2 separate regions of the Homo sapiens genome follow, and region 1 is linked to region 2. Evidence: chromatin contacts called from ENCODE Hi-C or POLR2A ChIA-PET data. All regions are on one chromosome and are shown on one strand. The core of a region is the stretch at or near the end of the contact, and the rest is flanking DNA. Distances in the headings are between cores, read along the strand shown. Region 1 overlaps PRKCE (protein kinase C epsilon). Region 2 overlaps EPAS1 (endothelial PAS domain protein 1).

Region 1 (5,725 bases), core at 480-2,979, 330 kb after region 2:
TGTGTGTGTGTGGAAATAGGGGTCTCACTATATGGCCCAGGGTGTTCTTGAACTCCTGGCCTCATGCAATCCTCCTGCCTCAGCCTCCCAAAGTGCTGGCATTACAGGCATGAGCCACCACACACCGGCCTAGTTATTCTTTCTTTTCTAGAATGGTCAGGTGAGTGCCTGCTCTCGCTCTGACCCCACCTCATCCCACTTTCCCCTTAACTCCCTCTGTCTCCAACCATGAGCAGAGCATCACTGCTCCTTAGAAGTCCCAGACACACTCCTGCCACAGGACTTTTGCACGGGCCACTCGATCTGCCAGGGACACTCCTCCCCCAGGCATATGAGTGGCCGGCTCCTCCACTTCTTTCATGTTCTGCTTAAATGTTACTGTAATTCATCAGAGACCACCCTGGATTACAACAAACAAACACCTTTTCCCTAGCACTTCCACCTTCCCCTGCTTTGCAGTCTCATTTGTTATCACCACCTGACATCAGGGATTTTTTAATCCGTTATTGCCTTTCTGCCACTACTTGAAGCTCTATGAGGACAGGTTTCCAGCTCTTTTGTTCTCTGCTGGATCTCAAGGACTTAGGACTGTGCCTTGCATGTAGCAGGTATAAGATAAACAGATGTTAAATTAATGCATATCTGTTATAACTTGTTTGCCTCCATGGTGTTAGGCTATGTTTATGTATATACACTTACTATATATAACGTGCCATATACACCATATATAGTAATTTATATTTACCTTACCATCTACTATATACACACGCACATATATGGCATATGCCAAATACATGACAAATGTTCAGCAGACATTTACGAACAACAATATTATTCCCTCCTTGAGCTGAGACCTCTAATGGTTTTTCATTTCACACACTCCTTCCCTAAGTCTGGGAGGGCACCCCCTGGACTAAAGAGGGGAGTTATGAGGTGGGGATGGAGCAGGCAGGGACTGGGAAGGACAAAGTGTCCTGTTTCAAGTTAGCATCTGCACAAAAGAGCCTGCCCTGGGGTATGGTCTAGTCAAGCAAAGCCCTGGCCTTTTGTGCTTCTTGCTCACACAGGAGACCTGGACCTTGTTTTCTCTATGAGAAAGGAGTTCAGATCCTTCAGGCTACAGAGAAGGCTCTGGCCTTTCAGGCCAGCTTCAAAAATTCTGATGTTTCTCTAGAGGTATCAAAGAAATCCTGAAGTGTGGTGTCATGAGCTATGGGCAGGCCTGTGGTGTATGGGGACACCTGGACGATGGAAGCTGGGAATGTGCTCTGCTTGAAAGCCCTGACATCAAGGGTCATTCTGATTTTGCTGAGCCAGAGCAAAGGAGACCCTGTCTGAAGGAAGAGGAAGGGTGAGACCTTCAGCTTCAGAGGTACAACCCATGTGGTCACAGGCTGCTTTCGAGAAGGGACTCTTTGGGTCTAATCCAGATTTGTAGCCCCTTCCCAGAACCAAGATGTACAGAGACCACACATAGTAGGGCTATCACTCTAAGGTGTAGGCAGTGCATGCCAACAAGCTAGCAGTCTCAGAATGGTTTGCAAAGGTGCAAACCTCAGAACATACCATCAGTAATGAATCTGGCTACTGTTTGGCCTCTGATACGTGCATGGCACTATGCCAGAAATAATATCTCTAATCTTCCCAACAAGCCTCCAAAGGAGGTCAGAGCAGTTGATTTGCCAAAGGACTCCCTGTGGTTGGGCAGCAGAGCCCAGACAGGATCCCCGCCCTGGGTTCTGTCCAGCATGCTAGGTTGCCTCTCCTAAGCCCATGGCCTCGGCGTGCTCCCAAGGCTACAGGAGGGGAAGCTGACAGAGACTGAGTTACTGTGGTGTCCTTAGATGTGGGAGGGAGGATCTTCGGAAGGAAGCAGCCAATTCTGGTGTTGCTTGAGGTTTGAAGGATTGGTGGCTAGAGATCTATATGCAATGTTTTCAAAATTAGGAGTTGGAATGGAAGATACTCCGACCAAGGAAGAATACAATACCAAATATGCAAACACGGGCACACAGCCCCCTCCTTACGAAAGTAGGGGGAAGAGCCCTAATCACCACTATCATTTATTAAATGCTTGCTATGGGCCTGGTGCTGTTGGGTAAGTGCTTTACCCAATTTATTTCATTTAATCCTCCCTACAACCCTATGGGGTAGGTGACAGCCCCTATCTAAGGATAACATGGAAGTGAGTGCTTGGAAAATCTGTAACTACTTTACAAGTAACATTGAGGTATAAGTACTCAGGTTTGGACTCTCACAGACCGCAGTCTTGGCTCTTGGGATGCCCCAAGACATCCTTTATTTCAGAGCCAAATTTCTAAAAGCCTAGAGTGTTGTCATCTCCAGCATGGCTTAAGGCTATGTCCTTACCCACTGTCAGTGGGCTGGGGCCATCTGCCTAGACTTGGTGCCTGTTTTAGGTACATTAGAAAGCCTACGGCTTTCTCTAAACTGAAACATAGGCTTTCAGACTGAAATCCCAAGCTCAAGGTTGTCCTCACACTGGTGACCCCTCAATTTGTTCCTCTCATCAGAAATGCTCTTTCCCCTCTGAGTCATCAGTGCAAATCCTACAGTCCTCCAGGCTCAGGTGAAATGCCACCTCCCATGCCCAGTTGCCCTGACTCTCCATTCTTCTAGGAACTCCTCCAGCAGCCCGGCATCTGATTCTATCGAATCCTGCACTGCTTACCTCATTTCATACGTACACTTTTGAGGATAAGGCTCATAGCTTACAGATCTTTTTCAAATCCAGTCAGATTTAGGACAGTGCCTTGGGCAGTCATTTGCTGATTGATTCTAAAGTCAACTCTCTCCAACAGTAGGTGTCTATGCCACTATCAGGCAGTATTTCTCAAAGCGTGGCCAATAACCACCTTGCATTTTAAAATGCAGATCCCCAAGCCCTATTGAATCTGTATCTCAAGGGGTGGGACCTACAATTTGCCAATTAACCGGCTCCCTGGGAGATCCAAAAACACTAATGTTTAAGAACCCTGCCATGAGGGACAATGCAATAGTCAACTGAGACAGCAAGATCCATGTCCAAGGGCCATCAGAAGACAGGGTGTGGGGTTCTGCTATGAATGCCAAGGAAACCACCCACTGTGGTGGGACTTCCCACCACCACGCCCAGTGAGGAAGATGATGAGCAACGGCTACCAGACCTCTCTCACCAAATGATGATGTGTTGACGTGCTGTCATCACCATCAGTGAAAATGATATGACTAAGTCCATAAGTGATGTTTGGTTCACCTTTTCTCCTCTCTAATCCTCCCAGAAATGACTGATCTTTGTAAATACTACATGTTGACTTCTTGTCATTGCGTCATAAGTGGAGGCCATCCAACTCATGCTTCTACATTTTTCATCTGATTACAGGTGAGAACGGGCTTCTCCTCCAACTGGATGGCTCCAGTTCTATACATGAAACCCTGACCTTTAGAAGCACCACTGACGGCTACTTCAACTTATACCTCCGTGTTTCCAGTCCATGATGAATTTTTGGGAAAGAGAGCTCTTTTCTCACAGTTGAAAACACTGGCAGCCTGCAGATGTGGAAGTCTCAGCTGGGAAACATGAAATCTTTCGATATCCCAAAAGCACACACCTTGGAAGATAAACTTTACCCATGACTAACTAAAGTCATTCTTAAGAGAAAATTATGGAGAGGATTAACATGCTTCATCCCTTTCTCTCAGCTTCCTGATTAGGACCTTCTAGAGTTACATAAATCACTTCTTGCTCTAGCCAGCCTGACTCCAAGCATCAACACACCATTGTTGCCTGGGCATTTTTTCAGCCTAGCCAATAAAAACTCCCAAGTCATCCTGGAACTTTTGGAGATGACTGAGATGCAAGAAAAAAAACACGGTAGACTTTAACAAACTGTACAACTGGGGACAACCAGCGGGAAGGTTTTGGAAGGCTGGGGGTAAAGAGGTGGCCTGACCATAATTAAGGGCAAGTCCTGCCAGCAAACCCGTGCCCATTTTAAGAGAGGGATGGCGGTTTTCCCAGGCGGAAGCTGGGTGCCAGGGCTCATTCCATAGACAAATGCTGTCCTCTCTCCCCTCCTTAAAATGAACATTGTCAGGAACAGGAAGGGCACAGGCGTGGTTCTGGAAAGATCTCAGTTCCAGTCCCAGCTCATCGTTTGTGCCTATTTCCTCATCTGTCAAAGAAAGATATCCCAGGACCCTGCCTGTCGCAAAAGCACCATGAAGATAAAGTAAGATCATGGACAAAGGACTTTGTAAAGCAATTTAAAAGTTGTATGTGTGCTACATGCCAGGCACTGTGCTAAAGGCCATACATGTTTTAACTAAATTCTTGCGGCAGTCTTCTAAGGGAAGTATTATTTCCACTGCGCAAAGGAGAACACCAGGATTCACTGGCATTGTTAATATTTGCTGGAAGTTTAAAAAACCAAATAAATGTCTGAAAAGTAAATGTTCAAAATGAGATACCCTATTGCTAAGAGGCTGTGAGATGAGTTTGTGTGGGTGGGAAGAGGTTAAAAAAATAAGTTCGCATTCTCTCCCATGCAAATTGCGACCAGTTGGTAGGGGCTGTGAGGAGCATGTGGGATATTCAGGATTCTCTAGTCATGGGCTGAGAGGAGGAGCATGATGGACTAGCAACTTGACGGTAGCTGCTAAATCAGCCGATTTTAGTTCCAGAAATGACTCCTGCTGGGTGTAATCACACTGGCTTTCATTACCATCACTGCCACAGGATGCATGAGCATTTATGAGCATTTTACTCTGGGTAAGTGGGTTTTTTCTACACACACACACACACACACACACACACACACACACACACACACGAGCAGAATGTAAAGGGGTAGAAGACTGTGTGTCTGCCTTTGGGTACTGACAGTGATTTTGGGAGATAAGACTTTTGTGCATAGAAATCTAAATAGCTAGTCGTGGTATGTATGCTGGCTGCCAAGAAAGAAGGAAAATTAATAAATGCTACAGGGATTTGGATGAACTGAAGGGTTTGTGGAAGAGGCGGGATGTGAGATGATCAGTGGGAGGTCAGGACAATCAAGGGGCATGGCTGGGGCATCTCAGGCAGAGGGAACAGGCAGGAATTCACATGCCAATGTTTCCAGAAAGCGGGCAGTGAGATCGAAGACAGCAGGCTGAGAGCCAACAAAGGAACAAGGAGATATTGACATTTTATTTTGCTGGGCATGAGTGGTGCTCAAAGTCTCAAAATACGGTCACAAAAGTGGGCAAGTTCTTTTCGTTTATTTGTAAAGCTCCTTTCCCAAGTGATTTATTTCAAATAAAAATCTAATTGGCTATCCCACTCTAATCCATTGCTTCAGTTACTATCCAAAGTAGTATTTAAGGGAAATCCATTTAAATATTCATCCCTACTCACATAGAGCATGGTACATCATTCACGACAGAGTTGTTTAAATATAGAATGCACTCCAGGTAACAAATGATGTATACAGGACCGTGCAAGACACTCCAGAGAAGGTCCCACCAATCATAAAAGGAAACACGTAACGAAAACTGTCTTCACGGAGAAGAAATATTCCGTGGATGACCAAGACTGCAAGGATGTTAGAGTTTGTGGTGCAGGAATACAGGGACTATCCCACATCACACAGGGCTAGGAGAAACAAATGGTGGGTTAGAAGGTGGAAAAGGGAAAAGTCGTTTAAGCGAATAATTCCTTTTCGTTGGGACATAATTACAAGTT
Region 2 (5,809 bases), core at 575-3,074:
TCAATAACACGGAGAGGAAAGCAGAAGCAGAAAGCAGAAGCAGTGGCTCCTCATTTCCTGTCTCTGCTCTAAACCCACCCCCCAAACAGGTCAACTTGCATACATCTGTCAGACCAAATTGCCCTAAAATACTACTTGCAACCTGCCATACTCTTATTTAAGTATCTACAGCTTTCACTTTTGCCAACCACACCAACAGTAAATGCTGCGTAACTTCCAAGTCCCCCCAGAACCTACTCTCCATCTTTTGAGCAATTTGATTTTCAACTCATCTGTAAAATGTTATGTACCCTCTGTCATGGAAGACCCCTCTCCCCTCAGTTCCCTATGCCTGGAAAACTCATTCTTGCTGCAGAAGCTTTATGCCTTCTCTTCTCCCCTCTTCTCCAAGCCCTGACACCTCCAGGACCAGCTAAAGCCTCATCTTCTCCACAGAGCCCTCTCCAGTTCCTCCAGCACAACGTCTCTCGTGAAGTCCTAAGGAGTATGCACAATATTACAGAAAATTATGCATTTGTCTCCTCACATCCTAGGCTGTCAACCCCTGAACTCAGGGACCACTTTCTCCTTTTGCTTCCTCTATAACGGGTGCTTAGTAAAAACCTCAACAGCTGACCAGTAGATTGATTTTCTCTTTGAACCTACGGTACAAACAGACACCTGTTTATCCCAGCACTGCTAAGGAACCTGGGCACTAAGGATCTACTTTTTTTTTCTAGAATAATATGATTAACTGTCTCAATGTGTGTGCGCACACATGCACGCGCACACACACACACACAGAACCTGTCATGATAGTCTATCCATCCTTTCTTCATTCTGTAAGTCATCTGGTTTTGAAGTGGGCAGAGAAGAGGCAAGTTCTCTGCTTGGGTGAGAATTTGGGGGTTAAAGCCTTTGTCAAACAAGGAGCAGCTCAACAGGGCTGAGAGGCTTAGGTCTCAGCTGATTCAGCCCAGTGGAGATTTCTCCAGTGAGATCCTAGCAGCTCATTTGTGCCAGCCAGCCAGTCTCAGAGCAGAAGGATCTGTCCCGTCGCTTGGCCCTGAGCAGAGAGGTCTCTGAACTCATTAGCAATGGATACATTATCTGGCAACCTGACCCTGGGGCTGGCGCCCAAGTACACCTTGGCAAAGGTGGAGACTGGGGGGAACAAGGAGACAGAACAGTGCTGGTCCTACGATCAAATGGCTTCGCTGCTGGGTCGGATGACTTTCAAGCTTAGCCTGGGAACTAGAACTGCATGAGTAAGCCCTGCTAACAATGGTCTGGCCATCTGCAGGCTCACTGACTTGCCAGATAAACTGCTTCTGTTCCTGGGCAGGTCTAGAATTTTCTAGAGACCCTCCAAAATGAGCCTACTGGCATTCTAGGAAAGATGTCTTTCTACTCTCTGAAGGAATTAAATTTCCTTTCGAGATTAGAATCTTTAAATTAAAATGTTCAAAGTAGATGTTTATTATAATCTGCCTCATAATAAAATGTTTATCTAATTAATGTATCATCCATTCAAAGGCATACAATGGGCATGTTTTGGAAGTGGAAAAACAAACCTAGATTTCAGAACTGCCAGATATCTTCCCAGTAGCAGCTTTCATTTATCTTGTCAACTAAAATAAATATTTAATGTCTTTCTTCATTCCTTTAAACAGACTACTATAAAAACTGGGAAATACACCACATCCCAAACACAATTGAAGAACATTTGAGTTGTCAAACTTCACAAAGCCAGGAAACCCCAACTTAAAGCTCATGGTCATTCGCCCCCACGTGCAGGCACGTAGACGCCAGTGGGGAGGTTAATGAACCGAGCTTGTTTATAAGGTCGCTCCTACGGCACACAAGGGCCTTCCCCGCTCATTTCCCCCAGGCTCCAGACAAGCCTTCCGAGCTGGGCTGTGATAACACAAGTTCATCTGCTCTCTCCATCAGGGGCCAGGGAACTATTTTTTTTTCTTTCTTTCTAATTAAGGACCCCTGACTCACTGGGAAAAAGAAAATCAGTTTGAGGTCACCCGTAAATTTCAAAGTCAACTCAGTAGGGCTGTTCTAAGAGAAGAGAGAAATGTACAAGGACTTAATTCACCAGATTTCAAACATAAGAACAGAGGATACTTTTTAATAATAAAGTCAAAAAACAGCAGACCAAGGATGCAGTGAGGAGAGAGATGCAGATAGATAGTCAGCCACAAGGAGGCAGAGGAAGGATGAAAGGAAATAGAAAATACAGCTTTAAAGGGGGTTGTTAAATTCTGAAGTTGGTGTTACCCCAAGTAAATACGTGGGTCAGCTCTCTGAGCACTGGACTTCAGAGTGAGATGTGCCTTCAAAATGTAAAATGAATGATTCATTGCTCTTTACTCTCAAAACTGTTTAGAAGCTCTATTCAAAATACACCACCTACAGCAGAGTGCTCGCAAAAAAATTATTCTCTTGGCTACAGCGTGAGTGCTGCCACCTCAAGTGGCAGAAAGAAATCCACCCACAGGCCTGAGAAGGCTCGCTCTTCTTCCCCGCATGTAATCGCCAGCACCCGTCCACGTGCGGTGCAGCGCCACGGTGCCTGACTTCAGATGCCACCGCCTGGAGTCACGCAAGATCTGGCTGCAGTTTTTACCCCTGTTCCCTACACGAGTAAAGGATTTGCTAGGTAAATTAATCATGTAAGCAAGATGGTGAGAGAGTATTTAAACTGTTTAAGAGGATGAAAGTTTTAAGTACTTTGTAACCACCTATTTGTTTTCCAAAGAATGTATCTGCTAATAAATACTTCAAGTCGGCTTGCTTTCCTTCCACACTCTGCCCATCGCCTCTCCTCAGCACCCCGTGATTTATCTCATTTTGGTTTCTATATGTGCTTATAAGCTTTGACACTGCGTTTCCTTACTAATATGTACGCTGTTCACTAACTCAGATTTCAGTGCCTTCGGTTGGTTTTAATATATTTTCATCTAGATTTTGTTTGCTTTAAACAGTACTTAAGCCTTGTGTTTTCCTCAAATACTACATGGTTATATGAAATCTATACAACCAGCTCTGTAATTAACGGGAAATCCATTTCTATCCTGTCTGTGGAGTGTTACAGGGTACCTGTAGGGGTAAGAGTATACATAGGAAGGTTGTGTGTGTGTTTTACCACTTATGGCTCTTTATAGTTCTCCTTACTGACATTATCTTTAGGATCCTCAACGTTTCCCTCACTTTCACCATTTTTACTTATTCTCAACTTCTTTGTAGAAAAACAATTCACCATAAATTTATCCACAGAACTTGGAATGTAGGCATCTTTATTCAACTGTAACTCCTGATATTAATATGTCCTATGTTCCCTAAATGCAATGACAAAACAGGGTTGCCCTAAAGTTCTTTACCTGTAAAAATTGTATGACCCTCTTTGTTGATTTGAAATTTTTACTGTAATTTTGAAACCTCTTCCCCTGGTGATACTGCTCCTATCCACATAATTTGGTTTTATAATTTATTTCTAAGATACAGGAAGACTCCTACAACTGACAAAATCGCAGTGGGATTATATGATAATTAGAAAGGCCTGGCCTCTATCTCCCTGACGGCTTGGCTTCCTTCACAGTTACCTCTTTCACCACTAGATGGCACCTCCACATGAATTTAAGAACCACCCTATTTTAAAGTTAAACTACTTGGGAACAACTTTTGTCTTCCTTTTGGGTAAATGGAATGTTGTATTTTGTACCATTCACTGTGGTTTCATTAAATGGCTTATGTCTCAAACTCTCAACTCCTGAAGATCAGGAATCATCTCTTTTACTTTGATGTAATGGTCTCTGGCACACAGTTACATAGCAGATGCACAGTAAATGACAGTTCGTAACTGGTTGCTCAGTATTTCGGGAAACAGAGTATATTGCCTATGTTTGAGTCGTAAATGAAGAAGAGATCATTAATTCCATTAATAATCAGGATATTTTTCTTTTACCCTGCTACTCAACTTGCTCCCCTTGTCTAGAGCAGTTGACCATAGGTACATAAATGTGACCGACATGAATTGTTATGAAATTTACTTTTAAAAGTATTTACTATTTTAAAAACAATTAATGCAGGACTTAATATGGTACTCTGATCCCTCATTAACAGGAGGACAAATGCATTTTGAACCATCTGTATTCCTTTATTCTATTTCAGATGTTTCAGAATAGGTTGTTTCAGATTCAACTGATTTGACCTGAGAGTTCAATGTAAAATTAGAGTTGTCTTTTCTCTCCCTTCTTTCCTGTCGGTTTTCATCTTTTTCTCCATGACCCTTTTTCTTTTTTTGCTTGATTGTGTCTGTGGTCTCAGTATATATAAGACAAGTACCAAACTGCTTCAAAATTGATTTTGTGGATTCTAACTGCCATACATTTTCTTCAGATTCTAACTTTTCTTGTAGGAAAACAATCCCCTTTGTGGGAATCACAGCACCTTGTGTGTCTCAGATGTCATTAAACCTAGTGAATTTCCTGATTAAAATGGAGAACCCCTCACCCCATTAGGTATCTTGGACAGGCATTGGTTTTTGCAGGATTTGTCTCTAAAGGGGAATTGAGGCGGAGAGTGTATATATGTGTGCATGTGCATATGCTTCTCCCCATCCCACCACAAAGAGTGAAAACAAAACAAGCTACCAAAACCAAAAATATCTCAGGCCTCATCAAAGCAATTAAGATATAACACTTAGGGATTAAGGACTTAAAATAGTCACTTCATCAACTGTCTAAGCCATGTCTGTGCCCTTGTTAACTAATCTGCTAATCGGTTAAACACAACTTCTGTGTGACACAGCATTCTATGTCTTTAAATGCTTCTACATGCAGCTCTCCAGCACCACTGAATTCAGACTTGGGGCCATGTAATTAGGTTTCTTGAAAGGCAAGATTTTGCTGAAAATGCAGTGTGTCTCGCAGAACTTATAAGCAATATCACCCTCTACATTATGAGTCACAAAGCCCTAAATCACGAGGCTTGATACTTCCTTTAAGCCAGAAGCTACTCTGGCTACCAGCCCTGAGCCAAACTAAGAAGTCAGCACAGCATCTTTCCCCTTTCTATGTACATTTCCTCTCCAGCCACATTTAGACATCCAATTCCTTGTGTTTCTCCCCCTCTTCTTTTGTCCAAAGGTTAGTACCTTCAGAAAATTACCTGAAACTCATTTAAACCAAGATAATGAATAAAGGATAAGGCTGAATTACCCCTTCCAGAGGATTTCTTCTCACTGTAACAAGGATCAAAATCTTAAGCTTAAAAAAAATCTCTTTTCTATTATGTAGGGATGCCAAGTTATTTTCTAGGACAGTAGGGTTTTCCCAGTGCTTATGGAGTTATGTTACGGATGTGCTTCATTCACCAGGGTGAAGCACGTATCTGACTTTCATCATCCCCAGCACTATATATGCTCCCAGGCTATATGGCTACGTCGGCTTGAGCCACTTCACCTCAAAGCCAGTGACACAGGGGCTATGCAGTGGGATTGTCCATGTTATCTCACAAGACTACTGAGGTACACAAAGCTGTGTCTTCTGCCCAGAATGTTCACCTGAATACAAAGACTGCATCTGATAAATAACCTTACCTATAACATGGATTCCTGCAGTGCCTGTCACTAAAAGTGCAATCTTCTTCTTGAACCACCATCATTATCACCACCACCACCACCACCACCACCACCACCACCACCACCACTACCACCACCACCACCACCACCACTAACAATTACAATAAATGGTGACTGTGTCGAAGTTCCAGGACGGAAGGCTTCATGCATGACATTTTCTCCCTATGAGGTTAGAGC

The links. Hi-C counts contacts between places; a loop is a spot of excess contacts on that map. ChIA-PET counts read pairs that join two places held with the same protein, here RNA polymerase II (POLR2A). Pooled maps may share reads with other maps.
Region 1: a pooled map shows a loop between it and region 2 (2.8-fold over the local background). The contact joins two enhancer-like sites. A Hi-C loop is called at or near these places in 1 of 168 maps with a recorded cell type or tissue (spleen) and 6 of 50 pooled maps. POLR2A ChIA-PET finds 5 or more read pairs at or near these places in 2 of 52 experiments (MCF 10A and activated CD4-positive, alpha-beta T cell).

Annotation. Positions count from the first base shown.
Region 1 is chr2:46,030,699-46,036,423 of GRCh38, reverse strand. The region is part of intron 10 of PRKCE (protein kinase C epsilon); the gene reads right to left. Among named protein-coding and RNA genes, the nearest start is that of EPAS1, 260 kb to the left of the region's middle. Within about 2 kb of position 1,729, at least 7 of the 41 ENCODE cell types and tissues checked have a DNase peak (open chromatin) inside an H3K27ac peak, as active enhancers do.
Region 2 is chr2:46,362,869-46,368,677 of GRCh38, reverse strand. The region is part of intron 6 of EPAS1 (endothelial PAS domain protein 1); the gene reads right to left. Among named protein-coding and RNA genes, the nearest start is that of LINC01820, 28 kb to the left of the region's middle. Within about 2 kb of position 1,824, at least 6 of the 41 ENCODE cell types and tissues checked have a DNase peak (open chromatin) inside an H3K27ac peak, as active enhancers do.